3 separate regions of the Homo sapiens genome follow, and all the other regions are linked to region 2. The links are chromatin loops, found by intact Hi-C in ENCODE. Cell type or tissue: endothelial cell of umbilical vein. All regions are shown on one strand. Links, peaks and the distances in the headings refer to the core of each region. The heading gives the core; the rest is flanking DNA.

Evidence for each region. Hi-C counts contacts between places; a loop is a spot of excess contacts. Peaks named below come from ENCODE experiments on the same cell type or tissue, not always from the same donor. Only the 100,000 strongest peaks of a DNase experiment are listed, where the experiment ranks them.
Region 1: it touches region 2 in a loop (14-fold over the local background); 2 of 110 quality-filtered maps call a loop at or near these places.
Region 3: a loop joins it to region 2, with 11 times the contacts of the local background. A loop is called at or near these places in 3 of 110 quality-filtered maps.

The regions. Positions count from the first base shown.
Region 1 is chr14:38,400,682-38,408,552 of GRCh38, forward strand. No RefSeq gene overlaps it. Among named protein-coding and RNA genes, the nearest start is that of CLEC14A, 150 kb to the left of the region's middle. In endothelial cell of umbilical vein, for the core only: no CTCF peak of the experiment used is centred there; DNase peaks (open chromatin) are centred at 3,560 and 5,320; H3K27ac peaks cover 3,745 bases.
Region 2 is chr14:38,253,014-38,260,369 of GRCh38, forward strand. It overlaps CLEC14A (C-type lectin domain containing 14A), which reads right to left and starts at 3,080. Exons shown (of 1, transcript NM_175060.3): 1 at 987-3,080. The coding sequence starts at 3,009. The coding sequence ends at 1,537. LOC112268136 (a long non-coding RNA gene) reads left to right here and starts at 3,032. Exons shown (of 5, transcript NR_169588.1): 1 at 3,032-3,432. RefSeq lists an enhancer at 2,262-2,889. In endothelial cell of umbilical vein, for the core only: a CTCF peak has its summit at 3,626 (motif pointing right); DNase peaks (open chromatin) are centred at 1,748, 2,368, 3,408 and 4,658; H3K4me3 peaks cover 2,525 bases; H3K27ac peaks cover 3,884 bases.
Region 3 is chr14:38,988,208-38,996,078 of GRCh38, forward strand. No RefSeq gene overlaps it. Among named protein-coding and RNA genes, the nearest start is that of LINC00639, 75 kb to the left of the region's middle. In endothelial cell of umbilical vein, for the core only: no CTCF peak of the experiment used is centred there; a DNase peak (open chromatin) is centred at 4,394; H3K27ac peaks cover 2,047 bases.

The sequences.
Region 1 (7,871 bases), core at 1,526-6,525, 150 kb after region 2:
GGCACAAACCAAAGAAGCTATGGATTTGTTTGTACTTATACGCATGATTGTAAATGTGTTGCAGGAAGTAACAAAACATTCTTTTTTAAATTATATACCCCATTTAACAGCCTCGATCTTGCTTTGATTATGAAATATCTTAACTCCCTGGGTAATACAGGGATGAAATCTTACCTGCAGCGTTCCCACATTAGCAAATAGACCACCTGGAAAGTGGACTCAGTTTGTGTTAAGGTCAGTAGAGGAGCCAAGCCAATAACCATGCTGACATTCCAGGGGACAGAGCAGGGAGGGGAGTTAGACCACGGGAAAGGGGCTGGTTAAGAAATGTGAAAATATTGAATTAACTCTTGGATTTTATTCTTCTCTGATAAGTTTAACAAGAAAAGCAAGTTTTAGAATGTAACCAACTCAACTTGATAGAGAAATCCTAGAACTTGGTAAAAATCTCATTGGGAACATGTTGCACAGAAAAGTAATGTGAAAATCTAAGACAAAGGCTATGTGTGAGAGGGAGTCAGAGAGAAGGGAAAAGAGTACAGCACACTGGTAGATACATAATTCTTGTCACATTCTGGTACTTAGGTCTGGGTGGTGTACCTTTGGATATTCATTTTATTAGTGTACTTCATAATTCACATATCAGTGATATGCATGTGTAGACACACAAATTCTTTTGCTTGTGACAATTATTGCATTTTAAAAGATAATGTGAAAAAAAACCAAAGTCAATTATCACTTGGAGAGAGTATCATATATGTTCCCTAAAGATCTAATAACTTAACTTATTTCTAGGGGAAAAAAGATCAAACTTGCCACAATTGTTAATATTTTATTGTTTCTATTAATAACAAAGTTCTGTGTTGTGTTTTTGCTTTTTGCCTTTTTCATTCATATTTATTCTGCATTCTTACTAGCTTTGAATAGCTATTTGCATCTTGCTGCTTTCTTCCATCACTCCTCACCTCAGTCCACTAAGCCCTTTGCTCTTTTTTCCTGGCCTGCAGAACTGTATGGTCTTCCCTGCCTTTGTAAACACTGCTTTATAAACACTACTGTCTGTCCTTGTTGCTAAACGGAGAACACAACTTACATCCTGTCTTTCCCTCCCTCCCCATCAATGTACCTTCTTTGTGGTTCTCTAAGTCTTTGTCTCTGTAATGCTCCATCCTGTTCTTTTTTCACTTATTCTCTAAATGACCATAGAGCACATTTTGACCTTTTTTATGTTTTCCTTCTGCACAGATAAGTTGTTTTGCCTTCGGTCTTGAGAGAATGAAAGCTCATGGGCTGTCTCTACCCTGGCCTGGAAGTCAGATACTTTTCTTTCTTTTTTGTCTACATATTATTGATTGTCAATGGTTGCTTTTCAATTTGTTCTATATTCCTTTTTGCCTCTGCCACCAGCATTCTCCAGGACTGTTCCTTAAACTGTGCTAAATATTGTGTACATCCTCTTGTTAAAAGTCAGCCTATCTATACCCTTCCTTTCTCTCTCTCATACACATATTATCCTAGAGTGTCCAAATGATAGGAAAGTCCTTTCAGGTATTATTTGTTGCACTTACATGTGTCTTCTTTGAAGATTGTGTCTGCCCTGCAACTGGAATGGTCAGATGACTCATGAGGATTTCTCTGAGCCTGGGACATGCTTTTGTAGTCTACAAAGGTGGACCATGTGGCTTTTTATCTTCATTGGGAGATACAATAGAATGCATATATCTTAAACACGAGCACAGATGCTTTTTCAATGTTTTCAAATGTACTAAACAACTAGGAGATCTCAGAAGGTGTCAAGTAACCACTTGCTCTTTAATGAAAATGAATACTTAACACGATGGCAGTGTGAAAATGCCTTTATCACCTACTAAAAATCTCTTCATCTGCTTGATCTGTGAACTATACCTGAGAAGGATTTCTGTTATCATCTTCAGGAAGACAGTCTTATTTTCTGTGTCCTTGCCTGAATAAGTCGGTTATTGTCATAAAACACTGTTCCCACGACTTCAGTGGGATGGGGATATATCCCCCACCCCTCATTGAAGGAATCTCCAAGTCATGGGGCAAAGGGCAAGAATATGGGAAGGAATGAAGGATTGGAAACAAACATGCAATTATTTTACTGTTATTGTCTTCAATCCAAGTAGGGCTTAACACTAATTATTTCAGACATGAAATTCTATATTCTTACTTAAATATTTCCCAGAAAGGTACTTATAATATTTTCTTTATTTTGAGAAAAATCTTTAAGAAAGGGGTTAATTAAAGTTTATGTTTACAGGAAACACAGTAGTTAGCAGGAAATGTCGGTTAACCAAGTAATTAATGGCTACCTGTGGTATACAAGCCACTGGGTAGGATCTATAGGAAATGCCGAGTATAAGATAAGGTCTCCATCCATAGGAAACAGCCACCTGTTACAGGACATCCAGCAGGTGCGGATGAAATTTCACATGAGTATAGTAAGTCACCCCTAGCTGTAGCCAAAGCTGCAGAGCAGATGCCCAAATGTCACAGCGTGTACTTTTGTTAGACAAAAAGGCTCCCACCAAAAGGCTTTTGAATATTTTGTAAAGGATTTAGAGATCAGCTCTGAAAAATTAGTCCACTCCAGGAATGGAGAACTCTGATACTCTCATTTTACCTCACAATTGCCTTCACTGGGAATAAAGAGGACCCTCCTATAACCCTTAAACAGGTCCTAGACAGGTTAATAAACAATGCCCTCATGATCAGAGTTAAAATCATTTATAAACTTCTCTGTTGGACTAGCTTGAGATTTGGGATGGTGATTTCTATTTCTTGCCTTATGTGAGGTTTAGTTTCTAGAGTCTGACAAACATAGAATGTTGGGATTGCTGTTGTCTAACTAGCAGTGAAAAAAAAAAAACAAAATTCAACTATATATCTAAGTTTTTTAGAGAATGGCAGCAGCACTAAAATCTAGGATTTTTTAGACCAACTAGACTACACTGGAATACTATTGGAATCAAACAAATGTACTTTTCTAAGTAGCCGTAAATTATACCTAAATTAGAGCTTTAAATAGTACTTTTTTAAGGCCTAGAAATAATTAAAATTGTTAGGGATAGTTGCTACTCTCTTTTCTTTCCTTGAAGAGCTACATCTTTCGTGAGTCCCAATTTTGTTTATGAACAGAGACCTCACTGGAGAAAAGAAAACCTCAGCAAGTGGAGAAAACATATTAATCAGAAGTTACTTTAAGTTAATTTTTAAAGAGAGAATGAAACCTTTCAATTTGTTTTATTGTATTAAGGAAAGAAAAACACCCAAACATAATAGTCAATTCCCTAACCAATAATAAAACAAATTTATGGACCTGCATACAGTTCTAAGATAGACATTCAATACATACTTGATGAATTAATAAGAAAAACTTGACCATTAGTAGAGAAGAGGAAATGATATATAAGCAATGAGTAATGAAATAGATTAGTAAATCTGATATAACTTGATCTTATTCACTCAGGCCTGCATTCTTCATTTTTAGGGTATGTAGCAATTCCTCACAATGTTTTAGAAACCATTGTGTTAAAACTGGAAGGTTATTAGAGATTACAACTCATACACTTTAAGGGATGGAACGCTTGATTAATGTTCTTTTATGTGAATTTCAAAGTTCTTAGCTGTGTTACTGCAGACTATAAATGACTAATGTCTCTGGATTTTAGAACCCTAAGAAAGCTGGAAATAATTTCATCTAAACTTCTCCTTTTTTAGATGCAAAGTCAAAGCCTAGAAAGGCTTGAGTTTCACAAGTTACATTTCTAGCTGGTTACACACTAGGGCTTAGTGCAGTATTCTTCCTGCAGGAAAATATCAAAACCTATGTTTGACCACTGTTATATCTGCCTTCTCTTGCTCCATATGCTGTCTACAAAATTCATTCATGTTGACATGTGTGTCAGTGGTTTCTTTTAATTGCTCAGTAATATTCTATTGTATAAATACACCATGACCTATTCATCCATTTTCCTTCTGATATGAATTTGAATTATCACCAGCCTTTGGCTGTTGTGAATATAGCTTTTATGAACACTCATATTCAAATATTTCTATGGGAATATGTTGGTATTTTTCCTGGCCAAATATCTAGGGGTGGAATTTCTGGGTCAATTGCTGGATAAGTGTATCCTGATACTTAAAAGAATTTGCTAACAGTTCCCAAAATAGCAAAGCAATGACTATAAAGTTTTCAAAGAATGAGTGTAAACTGAGATTTACGTACCCAGCCACAAAATACAGATCATGTATAAAATCCGAAGACAAACTTTTAAAAACATGCAATGAATATACATTTCCTCAGTTCCTTAAAAAGTGGAAGAGAACAAGCTTTAGCTTTCCAAGGTAAAAGGCATGGGTGTGATCATTAAATCCATTTAACTTTAGGATTTGAAATAAAAATAGTAATTTTTTATTGTAGACCAGAATGTAAATGTCTTCATCCCCCACCATATAGAAATGATTATAATCATAATTTTTGGCAAAGAAGGGAGCGGTAAGGGCAGATTTTGTAAACAGGCTGATCTCTCGTAGCCAAGGGATCCAAAGACATTTAAAATGGAAAAGCAAGAAATAAAGCTGTGAAATGTAAAGATAAACACTAAAAAAGCATAATTAACTTAAATTTAGGTAGTAGAGGCGAAGGAGTGAGGAGGGTTAAAATGGACATGTCTTAAATTCACCTCTAGCTCATAATAGGGAGTCAGTATACGTACTTTAAAAAAGAGAGGATTCAGTTTATTGGACAAAGTTAATCATTAGGAAAAAATACACACTAAAATATTTTTGACATAACAAAAACAGAAGTCATAACATAAAATATGGTGATGGAACTAAAAGCAAACATTTCTGTCATGTCAATAAAGGTCTGAATTTTCCTATGAAAAGAAACAGACTCCTATTGAGCCACAAAGCCAATTCTAACTACACACTGTCGTCAAGAGAAACACACTTAGAACAAAACACCTATACCCAGAGAGAACCATACTCAGTAATGAGGTGCCAAATGAATTCAGTTTATTTCCCATACCTTCCCAATCTGAATGAAGTGAGGGAAGGGGCAAAGCTAGACTATAATTAGCTGGGTAGAGGAGACTTAATGAGCTGTACTCTGTAAGTAAATCTACTGATGCTTGTGTTCTATTTGTTTTCTGCTAAAGATCTTTTTGGAAATTTAGACCTCCCTTTTGCTGACAATAGGGCCAGCCTGTCTGTGTGCCAAGCCCTGTCTGCCCTGCATTCTCCCTCCCCAGGCCTCTGAGCTGCCTCTAGATTAAAGAGACACAGGATGCTTATGGCTGACTGAGAAAAATAAGACTAGTGGTGATCTGATACAACAACAGTCAATTTCCCCCTTCTCCAGAGCAGCAGCTGTGCTCCATTTGTCTTAGCCCTTTCCCAGGGGGCTGCCTGTGTTCTTGTTTATAAGAGGAGGGTTGGGCAGGGTGAGTGGAGTAGACTAGAAACAGAAGTGGTTCAACTTGGCCTTTCATGGAAGGGCATGATTAAAAGAACAGTTGCATGAATATGAATAAAATATATGGCGTTTAATTTGTCTGATTGCATCTTTCATTAAACACATGATAAGCTCCAGCAGAAAGTTCTACCTCCAGGGCAGTATTACTGATATGACTCTGCATTTATCTTAGTATTACTATGGGGAACACTTATGTTTTACAGCCTCATGGTGGTTAGATTTATTCTCAGCTACTGATATTAGAAGAGTGATGACACATTCAGTGGTATTCAAGGACACTGCAAGCAGGAAGGGGTGCTTTACTGCAAACACATTTTAGATATTTGGATTATCCTTGAAATGCAGAGCATAAGGCAATAAAATGCAAAACACTCATCCCTCCTCTGCGCTCATTTTAAATATTCCATGGCCAGGAAAAGAGCCGCACAAGATTCAGTGTGGAGTCTCTACTTTCCCAAGGTGAACATTTTTTCTAAGGAGACTTATGGGCTTTGAAAAGAATGAACCATCTGAAATAAAAAATGCCCTAGGGAAATAATGAAGAATGAATGTTAAAATAAAAATGGTCTCAGTTTCTTCCTCCTATTGCATAGAGATAGAATTCTATGAGACTTGGTGTCTGCACATTATAAATTATTACACAAAGACACATGCATATGCACATGCAGATTAGAATTATTTTTTTCAGATTCCTGGTCTGTCTCATCTCCTAACACAGACATATATGTGAAATCAAGTAACCATTTAATTTTTAAAATTCAAGAATTACCTATTACTTTTGTGGATGGCAATAATTAAATTTTCGCAGAATTCTTGCCATCCACTTTTCTGAGTTTCACTTTTATCTCCTTCCTGTTCTATTAACAGAGTATGCTTTAAAAATTTACATGTGTGGAATAACGTCAGGGAACAACAGAATGAAAATTTATGAATCTCTCCCAACCCTCTTGAGGGAGCTATGACTACCTTTCAGATAGACTACATTTCAGGACCAGATCTCAGGCAAACACTGAACTTCACTCTGCTGACAATTCGAAATCTTATTGTGGGTGACTTATGGCCCAGGATCTTATTATATTCAGAAGATGTCACAGGCAAGAGTGTCAGTCCTGCTACAGGCAGATTATCTGCCAGGTACCAATCCCTACAGAAGGCCAATCCCATGACCCTGAGGCCCATCGGAAGCAAGATTCATTGTAGGTGTTGAGTAATGGGCAAATTGGCACCCTTTCTTGATAGTGGCTAGGGCAGGCTCCTAAGCTATAGGACACTTGCCTTAATTCCACTGCCTGCTGGGGCCCAAGGAAGCCCACAGATCAAGAATGGTCTCTTTCCTATTTACTCTGGCCTAATTCTCATGTCTTCTGTTCACATTCTTTTTTTTTTTTTGAGACAGAATCTCTCTCTGTTGCCCAGGCTGGAGTGCAGTAGCACAATTTCGGCTTGCCACAACCTCCACCACCTGGGTTCAAGAGATTCTCATGCCTCAGTCTCCCGAGTAGCTGGGACTACAGGCGTGTGCCACCGCACTCGGCTATTTTTTTATATTTTTAGTAGAGACAGGGTTTCACCACGTTGTCCAGGCTGGTCTCGAACTCCTGACCTCAAGTGATCTGCCCGTCTCAGCCTCCCAAAATGCTGGGATTACAGGCATGAGCCACCGCACCCGGCCTGTTCGCATTCTTAATTTCAGCGTATTGTCAGTCTCTGAGTCTCTGTCTGAGCCATGGAAACCTCAATGCCTGATTTCAGTATGCCTCCTGCCTAGTCCCTCACCAAATGCTGCAAGCCCCAGCCTCACTGCAACCTCTACTCCCAGTAGCAGAGGTCCAGACACCAACCCTAGGCAACACACAAGCATCCAGGACTGCTTGGTTCTGGAAGCAATGGCCCCAAAGTGTCTCAAATGTTTACAAAGAGAAAATCTAGCCAGGAAGATTCACACCCAATGCTTTGTGCTCATTGCACAGAACACAGAAGAGGAGCTCCTCTTCTCCATGTCCACACAATGACAGCACTTTGTTATGGAGCTATTATTTGTGAAATAAGTGACAAAGGAGAAAAAAAGGCAGGAAAGAAATCATTTAGAGGAAGAAGGAAGAATGTAAGGATTAAAGATGAAAGAGCTAGACAGGCTATAAGAGGAACCATGATGGTGATGACTAAAATGCAGATGAGGAAAAAAAATCGCTCTAAGTGGAAGTCAACTCTATATATAGAAGTGTGGAAAGCCAATGATCAGCTAAAGAGAAAATGGACATCTATGCAACTGGATAGGGCTGGTCATGGGAAAGTTTTAGCAGATAATCACAATGTTCTTCCCTGATACAAAATATCAGGAAGCAGGATGGGTGATATTGAAACATGTAAT
Region 2 (7,356 bases), core at 1,448-6,447:
ATGAATTTATGGATTGAGCTGTTTTAATTTTTTAGTAATATTTTATAATTGGTCACTTACGACTTGTAAGTCTATTTTCCATTGTATACATTGTACACTCAAAAACATTAAAATAATTCTGTGAAAATAAAGTGTAAGCTTCTGTTTTCATTCCTCCCTGTTACTAAGCTTGTTTCTCTGCCTCTCTGCATGCACCAACCCCCACACTCTTAGTTTTAAAGTCTCAGCGTACTAATAAAAGTGGGATATCTTCTAGGGACTTTGATTCCACGAGGCAGTGATTTTTATTATGTCTTAATTATTTTTCATGGGAGTGCTTCATTTAGATTACTTTCTAATACCCCCCAGTTATAACAAGATGATAGATTTTTTAAAATTTGTCACTTATTTCTTATACTATTATTTCTTATGGTAAACTGTTTACCATGCCTTTGCCCATGTAAACACTTGTAAGATTATAATCACTCCAAAATGAGCAAGTATTGTTATTGCACACATTCTTATCAAGAGAAAAAGAAAATGGCTTGGTGTTCAAGTTTTTCCATGGGTTGAAAAATGCACAAGAACTTAGCAACTTTGGAGGAAAACCAGCTTACTTTTTCTTTGATGCAACCAGAAGATTGCAAATCAATACTTAGCATTAACATTTTAATTGAGAATTAACATCACCATAATTGAAGATGAGGATGAGCATCTTGATGTTCAGGAGAGGGCTATTTGCTTGGGGAGGTCATTACGCTGGAAAGCACAAACACTGGAAAGGGAAAACGCAAATTATGTGTTTTCCTTGGGCATGGACATAAAGTAAACACTTGAACTGGTGGTCAACTGTAATTTTCTTCCAGAGCCAGCAATTCTGGCAACACTACACTTTCGATTTATAGCAAAGCACACAAGTAGCAGTGACTTTGAAAAGAAAGGATAAAAGAATCAATGAAAAAGTTACTAGTTCTTAAAGATCTGTGTCTCATTCGAGGAACTTAAGGACCTCTCCCTCAATCTAAAAGCAGAATGCACTCTTGCTGCTTACTCCCAGCATGCCCTCAGCTGTTCCTAATTACTCCTGGAGGAAGGCAATGATATTTGAGTCTGGGTTATCAACAATCCTTTAATTTTTTATTTTTATTTTTTTCCCTGGGATTTCGAACCAATATACTCCTAGCCTGAACAACATAGAACATTTCCTTTCCATTTTGGTAGAAATTATTTTTTAATGTAAATTATATTGTGTTCTATTTGTTTCCAATGTCTTGAAAAGTTCAATCACTTCTCCAAATTCTCCGAATAAACATAAGAAAATATCTCTCCCCAGCACTACCCGGTCCCCCAGTATCACCATCCTAAAGGCACTTCCACTTCCTCTATCATCAGGGAAGGAGTGTGCAGTTCTGATTTAGCTCCTCAGTGGAGTAAAGGGAATTTAGAGGAAGGGGGATTTCTGCAGAAATTGTCAGTTACACAAGTAAGTTCCTCTTGGTTCCCCGTTTCATCAAAAGTGAAAAACTGTTCACAGGAGTGCCCATGTCCCCTGTTTCCCTATGCATCACTAGAGCCAAGAGGGGACTCCGCCAGCAAGGCACCCTCTGCTCTGTCCCGCAGATCACAGTCCCCGACTTTCACCCCATTGTTTGTGCAATGTGCAGAACTGGAGCCCAAAGCAGCGGGCTCAGGATCACTCTCCAGGCCCGGCGGGCCCATAGACTCCTTCCTTGGCTGGGAAGAGGGGCTTTCGTGAAAGCAGAGCTTGACAAGCCCCAGTACTGTCATGGTCAAGATCACCAACACTACTACTGCTGTGCTCACAAATATGAAGACCACGGCAGAGGAGGAGTCGAAAGCCTGAGGAGTGGCAGAGGAAGTCGTAGAATTAAACTTGGAAATCACGCTCCCTGATGGGGTGATAGTGGCCTTTGACTCGGCTTGAAGGGACATTTGAAGGGTAGACATCGTGCTCTGTGATCCCCATCGAGGAATCTCAGGAATAGATGTTACTGAATTGTCTTGTTCAGGGACAAGTGGTGTCTCTCCCAGCTTCTCGTCGACCCTGATTGGCCATGTTCTCTGCGGCACGGGGCTGGTTGCAGTGGCCGGCGGGCGCCTGGTGGGCACCCCGGTCCCCCCAAGGGTCGGCTGTCCTTCCCCACTGGTCACACAAGAGCGGCCGTCCTTCCCCAGCTCGAAGCCCGTAGCACATTCGCAGGCAAAGCCTCCCAAGTCGTCTAGGCAGTTAGGGAGCTCTGCGCATTTGCCAGCACGGAGGTACCTCCCGGGGCAGGGACACAACACATCGCCCGAGAGTTTGTCCCAGCGAGCGCCGATTTCGTCCGCGATGCAAGTAACTGAGATCGGGAGCTGTCCCCGGCAGAGCGCACTCACCTCGGTCCCAGGTGGACTGAAGTCCAGAGCGGCGCTGTGCAGCTGGAAGGGCGCGCGATAGCTCAAGTTAGAGGCGGCCCCGGGGCGCGGCGCAGGACACAAGACCTCAAACTGGTACTTGCACAGGTAGCCGTTGGCGCGCAGGTGGCATCGCATCTCCTTCCAGCCTGCGGGCTCGACCCCACCGGTGGCCTGGAGTACCGCGCATCTCCGCGCGGTGCAGGAGCGTTGGGGCTCCTCCACCCACTGCAGCGTGTCGCTTTCGAGACCGCCGGGGTCGGAGGACAGCCAGGAGAAACCCCGCAAAGGCTCGTTCTCCAGGGTGCAGTGGGAACGCCTGCGCTCCAGTGCGACCCAGAACAGCAGGTCTTTGGAGCCCCCTCCGGGCCCTGGGCCTGCCCGCAGGAGCGCGAGCACAGCGCGCAGCTCGGCGCCCGCACGCACGGTGCTGAGCGCCCCACCTCGCAGGATGCAGGCCTCCTCGGCCGCCTGCCGCTTCATGGTAGCGTGGTGCAGGCTGTAGCAGGCCCCCGAGGCCGAGCAGCCAGCACGGTCGGCAGTGGGGTGTTCGCCGCCGCCCGGCCCGGGCCAGAGCGCCTGCCAGAGGAGGCACAGGGCGAACGCCGGCCTCATTCTCTGAGGCCCCGCACGCAGAGCTGCTCCCAACTTGGATCTGTCCCGCTCGAGGACGCAGAGCTGTGTCTGGAGCGCGGTCACCGCCCTCTACAGCTGGCTTCCCCAACCCGGTTCCCCCTCCCTTCCCCTCCGCCCTCGCTCCCGACGGACCCCCCAACTGCCAAGAATCCCCCCGCGGGCCCAGCGGCCAACAGTTTCCCTTAGGCCGCGACAGGAAATGTGTGCGGAGCGCTGCCAGGCCCGGTGCAGCCCTGAGTTATTCTGGGGTCAGGAACACAGCTGGCGCCGGGTACAGGGGACGCAGTCGACTAGAAGGTCAAACACCCTGCTTAGAGCAAGAGGAGAAATTCGCCACTGGGATGAAGTGTGTGGTTTTTCTCCGTTCAGGGAGTTTCATCAGGACCGCAGAACCCATAACACGTAAGCGAACATAGGCAGGAAGGACTTGAGAAAGGAACTGGCTTATGATTATAAGACCACGCCCGTCTATTGTGTTTCTGTCCGGAGCTGTGGAGTTAGCGTCAGAATAATTCGTAGACGGCTCCAGTGTTTGGGGGGCCTGTGCCTGTGGGGGAAAAATATGTTGTGAAACAACTTAGCAACTGCTTTTGCCACCAGAGGCAGCACTATTTAACCGCATATCTCTCTATGGGTCTTTGCTTCTCTATTATGTCAAGAGATTTCAGGAGTCCTAACTACTAAAGAATTTGGAGTTGTTTGGGTATTTTAAATGGGAAATTCTGCTTCTTCCATCAGCACTTGCTTTAGAAATTTATTTTTCACTTCCACGTGTTTCTCTTTGAGTTAGACCATATTGATTCATTACAGAAAGGAAATGTATTTCTAGGACTAAATGAAAAATAATGACCATAGATCTTAACAGTTAGGTTGTTAGCTTTCCTTGCCACTGTATTGGTTCAAAAATTCTTCAAGTTTATAGGTTATACATAAATGAGTTCGTGGCCTTATAAATATTCGAGAACAACTGCCCTATGTGTGATTTTAGCCTTGAACTATTTTAGTATCATTTTCTCCTATGATTGAGTGGCAGCATTTATAATAGTAAGTTGTAAACATCTCCTTTAAGGAAAATTAGAGTTCCTTAAGAAATTAAAATGTTTATTCCATTATAATGAATATTGTATACTGTCAAAAAATATCTTGTAATTTGAAAGATGGGTGAGCCAATTTCTTTAGAATTCCAGTGGGTGTTTTGTTTTAATATAAACATTTCAACTCAGTGGGAAGTGGCAAGGAATTAAAGATGAATAAAGAAGTAAAGGTTAAAAACTGTACTGTTATGAAAGGATTTCTTGTTAGCAACTTAGACAATTCAGTATCAGTTTAGAAAACGTACATTCTATCTTGGTTCATAATGGCCAAATACGTTGCCATCAGAAATACATAGAGAGTTTCAGCTAAGCCCTCTTAGAGATGTCTGATGCTTTTAAATATCTTTAATCAGAATGAAAGTTGCCATTCCATGGATAATGCATATAAGCTCACTTTGTTTTACTGCATTCAGGTTGATGAGGGGTGGGAGGGAAGGTTTCAGGATCACATCTGTATGCTTCCATCTTATTTTTACCATAACTCTCATTCTTCTTTCCTCCTGGAAATTCCATGTATCTTAACAAACAACAGTAAGCCTATGAGTCATCATCATACTTACCTTGCTTTTGCTGAGTATGGAGCTTTGCACTAGGATTTCTCTCCTGCCCTATTTCCCAATTTAAAGAACATTCCTTAGTCCTTCCTTCAGATGTCTGAGAATCACCTTAAACGTGGCTTTGCGTTTAAATTAGGTAACTTAGTGTCTTATAAGAAAGAAACATGAAAATCCAGAAATCAAATTGAATGGTTTTTAAAAAATACTTAGTCACTTGGGCCAGCTCTCTATAGACCATTGCAATCTTATGACTGTGTTTGTAAATGTGTCCATGTAGTGCAATATTTTTAATAAAATCTTTTTCAAACTTAAGTAGTCAATGGAAATTTCTTAGATAGCTTTAAAAATCGTTTGGGATGAGATGAGGTGTCTACAGTAAGAAAGAATGAATAGCTGGAAAGCTTAAGTAAATACATGATCTCACTCCCTGACATTCTGTCTAGGGGAGTGGGATTATAGCAGAGAACACATTGGCCATAACGACTATATGAGAGTACTGACCATGACCATGACCATATCATGGAATGACACAAGAGTTAGAAAAAATTAGCTCAAAGTAGGACGTAAATAGTTTTGTAATTAGTTTGAAATAGACAGTTTATCTGACCAAATTAGAAATGGAGGAAAGTTTCTATTTTTTAATAATATTTATTAAGATAATAATATAGAACCATTTTACCCCCACTGGATTCCAAATGCCTAAAAATCTTATAATACCAAATGTGAATCTATTGGCTCTTTTACATGTTACAGATTAGAGCAACCACTTTGGAAAAATTTGACACTTTTTTTCACTAAAATTGAATATTTGCAAACTCTAGCACTTCCATGATAAGGTATAAAACTAAGAGAAATTTTTGCACATGTACAACAGAAGATATGTAAAAAATGTTTATAGTGACACTATTCATATTAACAAAACGTTGAATCAATCAAAATATCCAAAAACAGTATAAAAATAAACTGTAGTATATTCACTAATTTAATATTATATAGGAGTAAAAATTAGTACAATATAGTGGCAAGTAACAATATGAATTTATTTTAGCAATACAATGTTAATGGACAGAAGTTCCAAAAACGATACAGAGTCTGACATTTTTATACAATTAAAAGAACAGTACTAGATATATGTTTGTGTATTCTTTAGAAAAATAGTTACAATAAAATGAGACAAAAGAAACAATAAACATAAGATTCTTAGTGATGCGCCTTTTGGGTGAGAGGAAAGAGAAGGATGGAATGTTAGGGGAACTAGCAGGCTTGATATGGGCTGTTGATAGAGTCCTAGCTTTTGTTTTGTGCAGTGGCTTTGTGTCACTACCCAAATAATGGAATCTTTATTCCATTATTAAAAATAAATAATTAGTAATGAACAAATAAATCAAAATGGCTATATCTGGATAAATAAGTGAATGGACATGAAGCAGGAATTAAAATTAATTTAATTCTGAGTGGTTGAGTTTCAAAATGAAAAGTAAAAATAAAATCAAAATGTTAATTATGTTTAAAATATATTTTCAGTATATTTTCTTTATTTTATTATTATACTTCAAGTTCTGGAGTACATGTGCAGAACATACAGGTTTGTTACATAGGTATACACGTGCCAGGGTGGTTTGCTGCACCCATCAACCTGTCATCTACATTAGGTATTTCTCCTAATGCTATCCCTCCCCTAGCCCCCCACCCCCTGACAGGCCCTGGTGTGTGATGTTCCCCTCCCTGTGTCCATGTGTTTTCATTGTTCAGCTCCCACTTATGAGTGAGAACATGCGGTGTTTGGTTTTCTGTTCTTGTGTTAGTTTGCTGAGAATGATGGTTTCCAACTTCATCCATGTCCCTGCAAAGGACATGAACTCATCCTTTTTTATGACTGCAAGTATTCCATGCTTTATATGTGCCACATTTTCTTTACCCAGCCTGGGCATTTTGCTCCACCTGAGTGCATTCCTCGTGGCCTGGGAGCATTTCAGATACCCTAGCGCACCTAGAACCTAAGCCCAAGGGTCCGGAGGATGGAGCCATGAGCCGGTCCTGGCTCCCCAGGACTACAGCACATAGTTCTGCGGTGCTGAACCAAGATCACTGGCCAGCACTCAAGTAGGGGAGAAGCCCACATTCTCAGAGCACTAAGAAGGGTAAGATGTGTGATTTCTTGGGCTGGCAAAGGAGCAGGACATACCTCCCTTTGCAGGGACAGTCTGAAAAAGGTATGGTCCATGTCTCTGCCATGGCCTCTGCTAGATGAATCCCTGTGGCTCAGAACACCTAACAAAAGAAATGTAGGCATGGTGTCAGTGATCAGAGGGAGCGCCCCTAAGGCCCAGGAAAAGTCCTAGTAGTGGAGTCACCTCTCTCCCAGCACACCCTGCACTGCAGAGCACTGCTGCAAATGTGAGGAAATACAAAAGAGCTGCACACCTAAGTGCCTATCTACCAACCATTACTCTTAAGTGCTATCTCCTGAATCACAGCCCAAACTACAATTCCAAAAATATTTTGCTAATATACCACCCACTGAAACCAAGGGCAAGAATTCAGCCACAAATAAAGTCCCTGTAAAGAGCCTTAGCCCTCTGAAAACATACAGAAATGACTACAGTCAACTTACATCATAGCTAAAGTAACATCCAACCTTCCCAGACAAGAAAGAATCAGCACAAAAACTTCAG
Region 3 (7,871 bases), core at 1,526-6,525, 740 kb after region 2:
GACTTGTTTTTTCTCAAATCATAATGAAGCCATAGTGTTTACTTCATATTTAAAAAAAAATTGTGAAGAATAATAATCCATTTCAAGAATGGCTTGTGCATATATTTAACCCCAGCGATGGTACCACACAGAATCTATTGTCCTTGGCCTGGCCAGCATGGAAAATATAAATGGGAATACGTAACACAGTTGCAGTACTCTATCTCGTCTCTTAACCACCAGTTTCAGGCTCCATAAAATCAATTCAACAGAGACAGATATTGATCATGAAGACAGCTAAAGCAAAGAGATCAACTCTGTCCATTTCTTCTCATTTTTCTAGCAGTTCCTCAAGGTCAGGGAACATGTCTACCTCATTCTGTAAATCTTCATTAGGCCTAAGACAGGGCCATTCACAAAAGGGGTCCCTCCAGGTACCCTTGAGGGAAGAGAAGGTATTAAAGGATTCAGTGAGTTATTTTCCCTGAAAGTAAACGCAGCCTCTTGAAACAGTGAATACATAAATCTGACTGAGAAAAGATGCATGGGGCTGGGCACAGTGGCTTACACCTGTAATCCCAGCACTTTGGGGAGCCCAGGCAGGAAGATAGCTTGAGCCTAGTAGTTCGAGATAGCCTGGGCAACACAGTGAGGCCCCTGTCTCTATAAAAAATAAACAAAATTAACCAGGCATGGTGGCACACGCCTGTAGTCCCAGCTACTCAGGAGAACGAGGTGAGATGATCGCTGAAGTCTGGGAGAGTGAGGCTGCAGTGAGCCATGATCATGCCACTGCACTCCAGCCTAGGCAATAGAGAGAGAGAGAGAGAAAGAAAAGAAAGAAAGAAAAGAAAGAAAGAAAGAAAAGAAAGAAAGAAAGAAAGAAAGAAAGAAAGAAAGAAAGAAAGAAAGAAAGAAAGAAAGAAAGAAAGGGAAAGAAAAGAAAATAAAAGAAAGGGAGGGAGGGAGAGAGAAAGGAAAGGAAAGGAAGAAAAGAAAAGAAAGAAATAAGGGAGAAAGAAAAAGAAAGAAAGAAGAAAGAAAGAGACAGAAAGAGAGAGAGGGAGGAAGGAAGGAAGGAAGGAAGGAAGGAAGGAAGGAAGGAAGGAAGGAAGGAAAGGAGTGCATGTGAGAAAGTCGTAGTGACGAGATTGGATGGTGTGTTGGGGGATAGCCTGAGAAAGGCCTGGACAACCAGGTCAGGGAGCTGGAACTCTGTAGAAAATGAAGTCATCAAAGGGAACTCCAGATGCACTACTTAATGCTGGAAGGAGACTACAGGGAGCTTGGAAGGAAAGAGAGACAGAATCTACAGAAACTGTCAGGATGTGATTAAGAAAGACAGTGGAAAGGGATGATGATGGCGAGAGATATGATGATAATTGAGTCATAGTGATTAATGATAAGAAAGAATATAGAAGAGGAGGAAAGTAAAGATGACTCCAAGGCTCCCACTCACTTGCCTGAAAGAAGAGTAAAGCCACTGACAAATGGGATCTCATGGAAATCAGAAGGGGAGTCAGTTTGGAGGGACGATGATAAATTTGGTTTTAACCATGTTGAGTTTGAGATGACACTGAAGATCTTAAATGGAAATATTCAATTGGCAGTTTGTTATTTATTTGGAATTATAATCCTTTTTTAAAAGATTGAATTAGTTTGATTAAATTCAAAACAACACAAGGTACAATTTTTTTTAATGACAGCAATACAAAAGCCCACTGAAATAATTAGAGGAATAGCCATTACCAGATATCAATGAGTTAATTAGGAAACAACTGGAAGCTCAGAGCTGGAGCTCAGGAAAGAGGTAGGTTTAGAACTATAAATGCAGGTGTCATCTGCATACAAATATTTTTAAGAATTCTAGGTCAGTCCCTGTGCTCTCAGAGGGATGTCCAAGGGAAAGAATACAGTCACGGCTTCTTAGCTTCGGTTTCTGTTTCTGTTTGGGCTGGTAAAGCCCTTTCCTCTTCCCTCTTTTCTGCTTATCACTACAGACAGAAACTAAAAACCATGGCTTCAAGGCTGCTAAAAGCCTAAAACAAAGCAAAACAGGACAACAACAACAAAATATGGTGAGTTGGACAAGCTTGTTAGGGTGTGTAGGAGGAACAAGAAAGGCTCCAGAATGGGATTAAGAAGGTGGTTGGGTGCAATGACTCACACCATAATCCCAGCACTTTGGGAGGCCAAGGTGGGAGGATCCCTTGAAGCCAGTAAGTAGTTTGAGGCAAGCCTGGTTAACTAAAGGAAACTTTGTCTCTATAAAAGAAGGCAAAAGAGAAATAACTGGAGCCCAGAGGATTTTTCTTGAAGCCACATTTGCACAAAAAGAGCACTGGGTTTTGTATGTTTGTTTGCTTGTTTGTTTTTAAGACTTAAAGTTTTTTGGTAACAGGAAGCATAAAGCTCCCTCCCCAAGTCACCCCTTGGCTCTAACAATGGTGCTAAACAAAGGAAGCCCTCTGCCCTCATGGAGCTAACAGACTAGTCTAGGAAAGAAATCATTTTGCAAGAGAAGGTAAAAGGTAAGGCAAAGAAGGAAAATAAATTATGTAAGAGAATACTTCAGATGGGATGGGGGACATAATTCAGATTATAAAAATCAAGAAAGGCCATCTAAGTGATGGTGGAGCTAAAGCCTGAAGAATGAGTTGGAGGAAGCCAGAGGAGAGAGATGTGCCGACAGAATAGCATGTGCAAAGGCCCTGGGGAAGAAAAGGTCTTGCTATTCTTGAGGAGCAGGGATAAAAGGGCAGGTGGCCGGTTCAGAAAGCAAAGAGGACAGTGCACAATACTAGGTTAAATAGGTAGTAGACATTTTACAGATGAGTCCTTTCTGAGGACTCTTAACCTCAAGAAAGTTAAGTAACACACCCAAGCTTACCCAGCTGGAAACTGAAAGCCAGTCCCAGAATCTAGGTCCGTTTGACTCAAAGTCTATACTCCTATCCCCTCCAGCAGACTTCCCAAATCTTCCAGATTTTAAGACTTACTTGAGCTGCTTGTTAATATACAGTTTCCAGGCCTATCCTAAAACTCCAGAACCAAAATTCCATAAAGAGCAGCATCAGGTAGAGTCCCTCAGGAAAGAGACAGTACGTTCAAAGTGGATAATTTGAGAGGAGCTTAATAAAGGTCCTAGATTAGTCCCTAATACAGGAGGGAAGCCCAATCTCCAAAATCTTCTGTTTCTCCCACTTAAAAATGTAGAAAACATGCACTCACTGAACCAAAGATGATGCCTGTGAGTTCAGTGCCATCATTCTGTCAATTAATTTGGCTTTCACATAAGGGGCTGTTTTGCTAGAATACAGAATTACTACATTATGAAATGCTAATTGTTTTTGCTATCCTGCAAGACTTGCCTGGAATATGAGATGCGCATTAAGATATAATATAATTGTGGCTGCTCTTACCCTATTCAAATGTATTTTTCATCTCCAACAGGCTCAGGTAAGTGGCCCTTATTTTTTTAATTTCCAGCATCCTACTCTATCTCCCACCTCTTGCAGCCTAGGGACTCTTCCCTAATATTAAAACAATAGTGAGACTTCTTGTTTTAAACAAACGTATTAGAACTTCTGCATGCAAATAAGTCTTATCTTTCTAAATAATCACCTTGGAAGGCTCAATATTTAGTCCACATGGCTGCATTTTTATACCAGTGAACTCTTATTAAAATACTATATTAAGATAAACTCTGAAAGAGAAAAGAAGACTCATCAGAGAAGGATGACATATATCAGCTTGCGAGCTACGTGTAAAGGCAGGGCTACATTCTGCATTAACGGCCATGGAGAGTTTACTGGTAAGCAGAAACCTTGGTTCTTCTTTACCACCAGCTGGTAAACCCTCCTCTTAGCCTCCTTGCCAGCTGCCCCCTCTGATTCAGTCCCATTACCTGATCAGGACAGAATGAAATACATAACTGATGGAAGTGTTGCTAAAAAAAATGAGGTGGAGAGGAAGAAGGGAGGGAGGGAGGGAAGGAAGGAAGGAAAGAAGGGAGGGAGGGAGGGAGGGAGGGAATCAAGGGGAAATAAATGCCTTTTGGAGAAGTACCTGAAATTCTGGTGTCAATAAGACATTATTAAGCACTCATGTTGCAGAGTGTGAGCTGTTTATACTTGTAAATACTTGAAGCTGCTGAAGTGTTCAACCACAGTGGGTTGGTTAAATAAATAGATTACGGACTGTCCATATGAGATGCAGCAGGGGCCCCTCTTAGGGGCCTGAAGGCCCCCCAAGCATAGAAATAAAGGAAAGTCTTGAGTTCCTTCAAAGGAAATTCCAAGCGCCAAGGAAGTCCTAAAAAGTAAATAAGTAACTTGATCAGGAAGAAGATAATAGTAGCTTAAAACAATATGCAAGGAAGTTTGAATCATAGGTTGTTTGGTCCTCTAAAGGAACTGAAGATAACATCTAACATATGTCCCTGAGTTGTTTTTCAGAAACCTGGACCACCACCAAACAGATGCACTGGCACACAGACCTCAGATAAGGTGGAACAGAGGACTGAAGTCTGACCGTCGTTCTTTGTTCTAAATTTCTTTGTAAGTGGCCTGGAGGAAGTCACACCCACAAGCCAGAGCTAATACTCTTTTCTGCTGACCCCAAATTTTTAAACAAAGCTTCTCTTCCTTAGCCAATTGCAAATCAGAAAACCTCTGAATCTACCTATGGCCTGTAAGCCCCCACGTCAAGATATCCTGCCCTTTTAGGCCAAAACCAATGTGTAATCACCATGTATTGATTTATGATTTTGCCTGTAATTTCTGCTTTCCTGAAATTTATCCTTGCCTTTAAAAACCCTCCTTGCAAGCCATCAGGGAAGTTGGGACTTAAATGTGAGCTGCTGGATTCCCTTTCCTTGGTGTCCTGCAAATAAATGCCCTCCTTTCTCAAAGAACTAAAAACAGAACTACCATTTGACCCAGCAATCCCATTACTGGATATATATACTGAAAGGAAAATAAGTTGTTCTACCAAAAAAACACATGCACTTGTATGTTCATCACAGCATTATTCACAACAGTAAAAATATGGAATCAGCCTAGATGCCCATCAAGAGTGGACTGGATAAAGAAAATGTCACATATATACACCATGGAATACTACACAGCCATAAAAAGGCACAAAATCATGTCCTTTGCAGCAACATGGATGCAGCTAGAGATCATTATCCTAAGTGAACTAACACAGGAACTGAAAATCAAATACCACATGTTCTCACTTATAAGTGGGTAGACACTGAGTACACATGGACATAAAGATGGCAACAATAGACACGGGAGACTACTAGAGAGAGGAGGCAGGGAGGGGGTAAGACTTGAAAGACTACCTTTTGGATACTATGCTCACTACCTGGGTGATGGGATCATTCATATACCAAACCTCAGCGACACACAATTTACCCATGTAACAAACTTGCACATATACTCCTCCTTGAATCTAAAATAAAAGCTGAAAAATAAAAATAATCACCCTCCCTTCTCCCACTGCAAAACTCAATGTGGATGTTTGGCCTCACTGTGCTGGGTGAGCGGACCCCAGTTTGGTTTGATAACACACACATAACAATGGAACAGTTTGCCATGATTTAAAGTTATAATATAGACCTATCTTCATTGGCGTAAAAACTTAAGTGATAAAAGCAAGTTACAGAACTATATATAATGTGATCTTATTTTTAAAAGATGTATGTATATATGTGTGTGTGTGTGTGTGTGTGTGTCACTGTGTGTGTGTACACAGAGAAAGGAGAGAGAGGAAAGGGAAGATTCTCATTAAACATCAAGATGTAAATGTATATTTTTGAGAGTGAAAAAATATGGATGATTTCTTTCCTTTTGCTTATTTCTATTTTCTAATTGTTTAACAAGGAATATGACTTACTTGTATAAAAAGTGAAAAAAGGCTGCCAAAAAGAAGACCGAGCAGCTGTGTCTGAAGACTATCATCCAAGTTTACTGTTCTATGTCATATTTAAAAGCAGGCAATATTATGCCATAGATACAGTGATAAGATTCATACACAAATCTCTGAAGTCCACATCTAACACTCTTAAAATCCTCTGACTTTGCATCTCCAAAATGTATTATTAACTGAAAAAACAAAATAAAAATGCAGGAAATGTACGAAGTATGAAATCTGTTTTTTGCAATAAATGTTGACTTTTTAATGCAGCATAATTTTTAATTCATCTTTTGTACTTCTCACTAACTTATGTATTCTATCATGTTTCCCCAGGATTGCACCTCTGTAACTGGCTTAGTGGTTTAGTCTTGATTTAACATTAATTATATTCAAATATCCATAAGCATTTTTTTTTACATTTCTACTGGCCTCTTTTCAAATAGTAAAGAAAGATGACCAGGGTAAAAGTGAACAGTATCAGCACCTAACAGCCAAACTGGTGAATATTTTTTCTCCATTCTTGTTAACAGGAGGTTAACCAAGTAAGTCATATAGAAAATAAGCCACAATTGAGAGTTTGTTGCTAACAGGCATGTAGGAAGCACATATTCTTATTCATTATTCTATTTTGGATTCAATATTAACTTCTCTTGGATCACAATGCTGCCTCTTTTGTTTCTCCATTAACATGGTGCACCCAATGGGAACATCTGCCCAACACTAATGAGCTATTCACAGGAGAAACAAGAACAGGGTACCAGGAGCCAGCGTAAAACAATTAGAAGGGAAGGGAGACAGTTGGCTCCTGACCTACACTGAATTGCTTTTAAGAGACAGAAACAGATTTTTAATTATGTAATCCCTTTGTTCCCCATTTCCTTTAAAATGGAAAGGTCAAATACTCGTTGCAAATGCTGAGGGCCAGAGCTGATATTTTTGTGTCTGTGATGACTGGCTGGACTGAAACCAGAAGAGGCACCCTGTTCAACCGGATGGATGCAAAGCATTTTTTCCTCTTTGTTATTACCCAAAGTCCTGTTTGGAATAATTAGTTAATAACTACTGTCTTTCTCCCTTTTTTAGCTCATTTTTCTTTCCAAACACTATTCTAAGAGAAATTTAGTCTGCCTTTGCTAAGAAAGAGAACTGTTTAAAGGCATACAGATTTGGGATAAACAGAAGTCCAGTTAAGTTTTTTTTTTTTTTTTTTTTTTTTTTTTGCAAGAGTTCACTTTGCTTTGAGGTTGCTTTAACCTACTTTTTCTCATATTTTATTAAGTTTGCATTAAATAATGGAAGAGATTTCTTCTCACACACTTTCCCTCTTCCCTTTATGCCCACCCCCATAAGAGCCTATACCTAAATCCTTCAGAGCCCAGCTAAGTCCACCTCTTCAAAAGCGACTTCCCCGGTTGCATCAGTTCCCTCTGACTTGCTCTTCTCTGATTTCCTGCATGTTTCTCTTTATATCATTCACCCTAGCACTCGAGCCCACATTATCTCATCTTTCATTGGCAAGAAATCTAATAAATGGACTGCATCAGTTCACGTGACAGGAAATAAAAAGAATTAAGGCACCTGTGCCTAGATGTTGAATCAGTGTCATTGAAATCTCTCCCTCCTTCTCCGTCTCTTGGCTCTGCTTTCCTTCTGTGTACTCCCCTTCTCAGGCAAGCTCTCCCTGCAAGGCACTTATACAATCCTAGCAGCTGGAGACCCCAGGAAAAGAAGTCCTCTTTCCCAAAGTTCTAGGAGAAATCCCAGGGCTGATGGTAAGAGGTCCAGCCCTGAGTTACATGCTCACCTCTGAAAGAGGGGTGGAGATCAGCTCTACCCAAAATTCATGTTTCGTGAAGAAAAAAGGAGTGGATCCCAGAAAGAATGGAGGGATTCTGACACCAAATAGAACAATGCTGGATGGACACACGCACATCAAAAAAAAAATTTTTTTAAGTCATCCTCATGACATA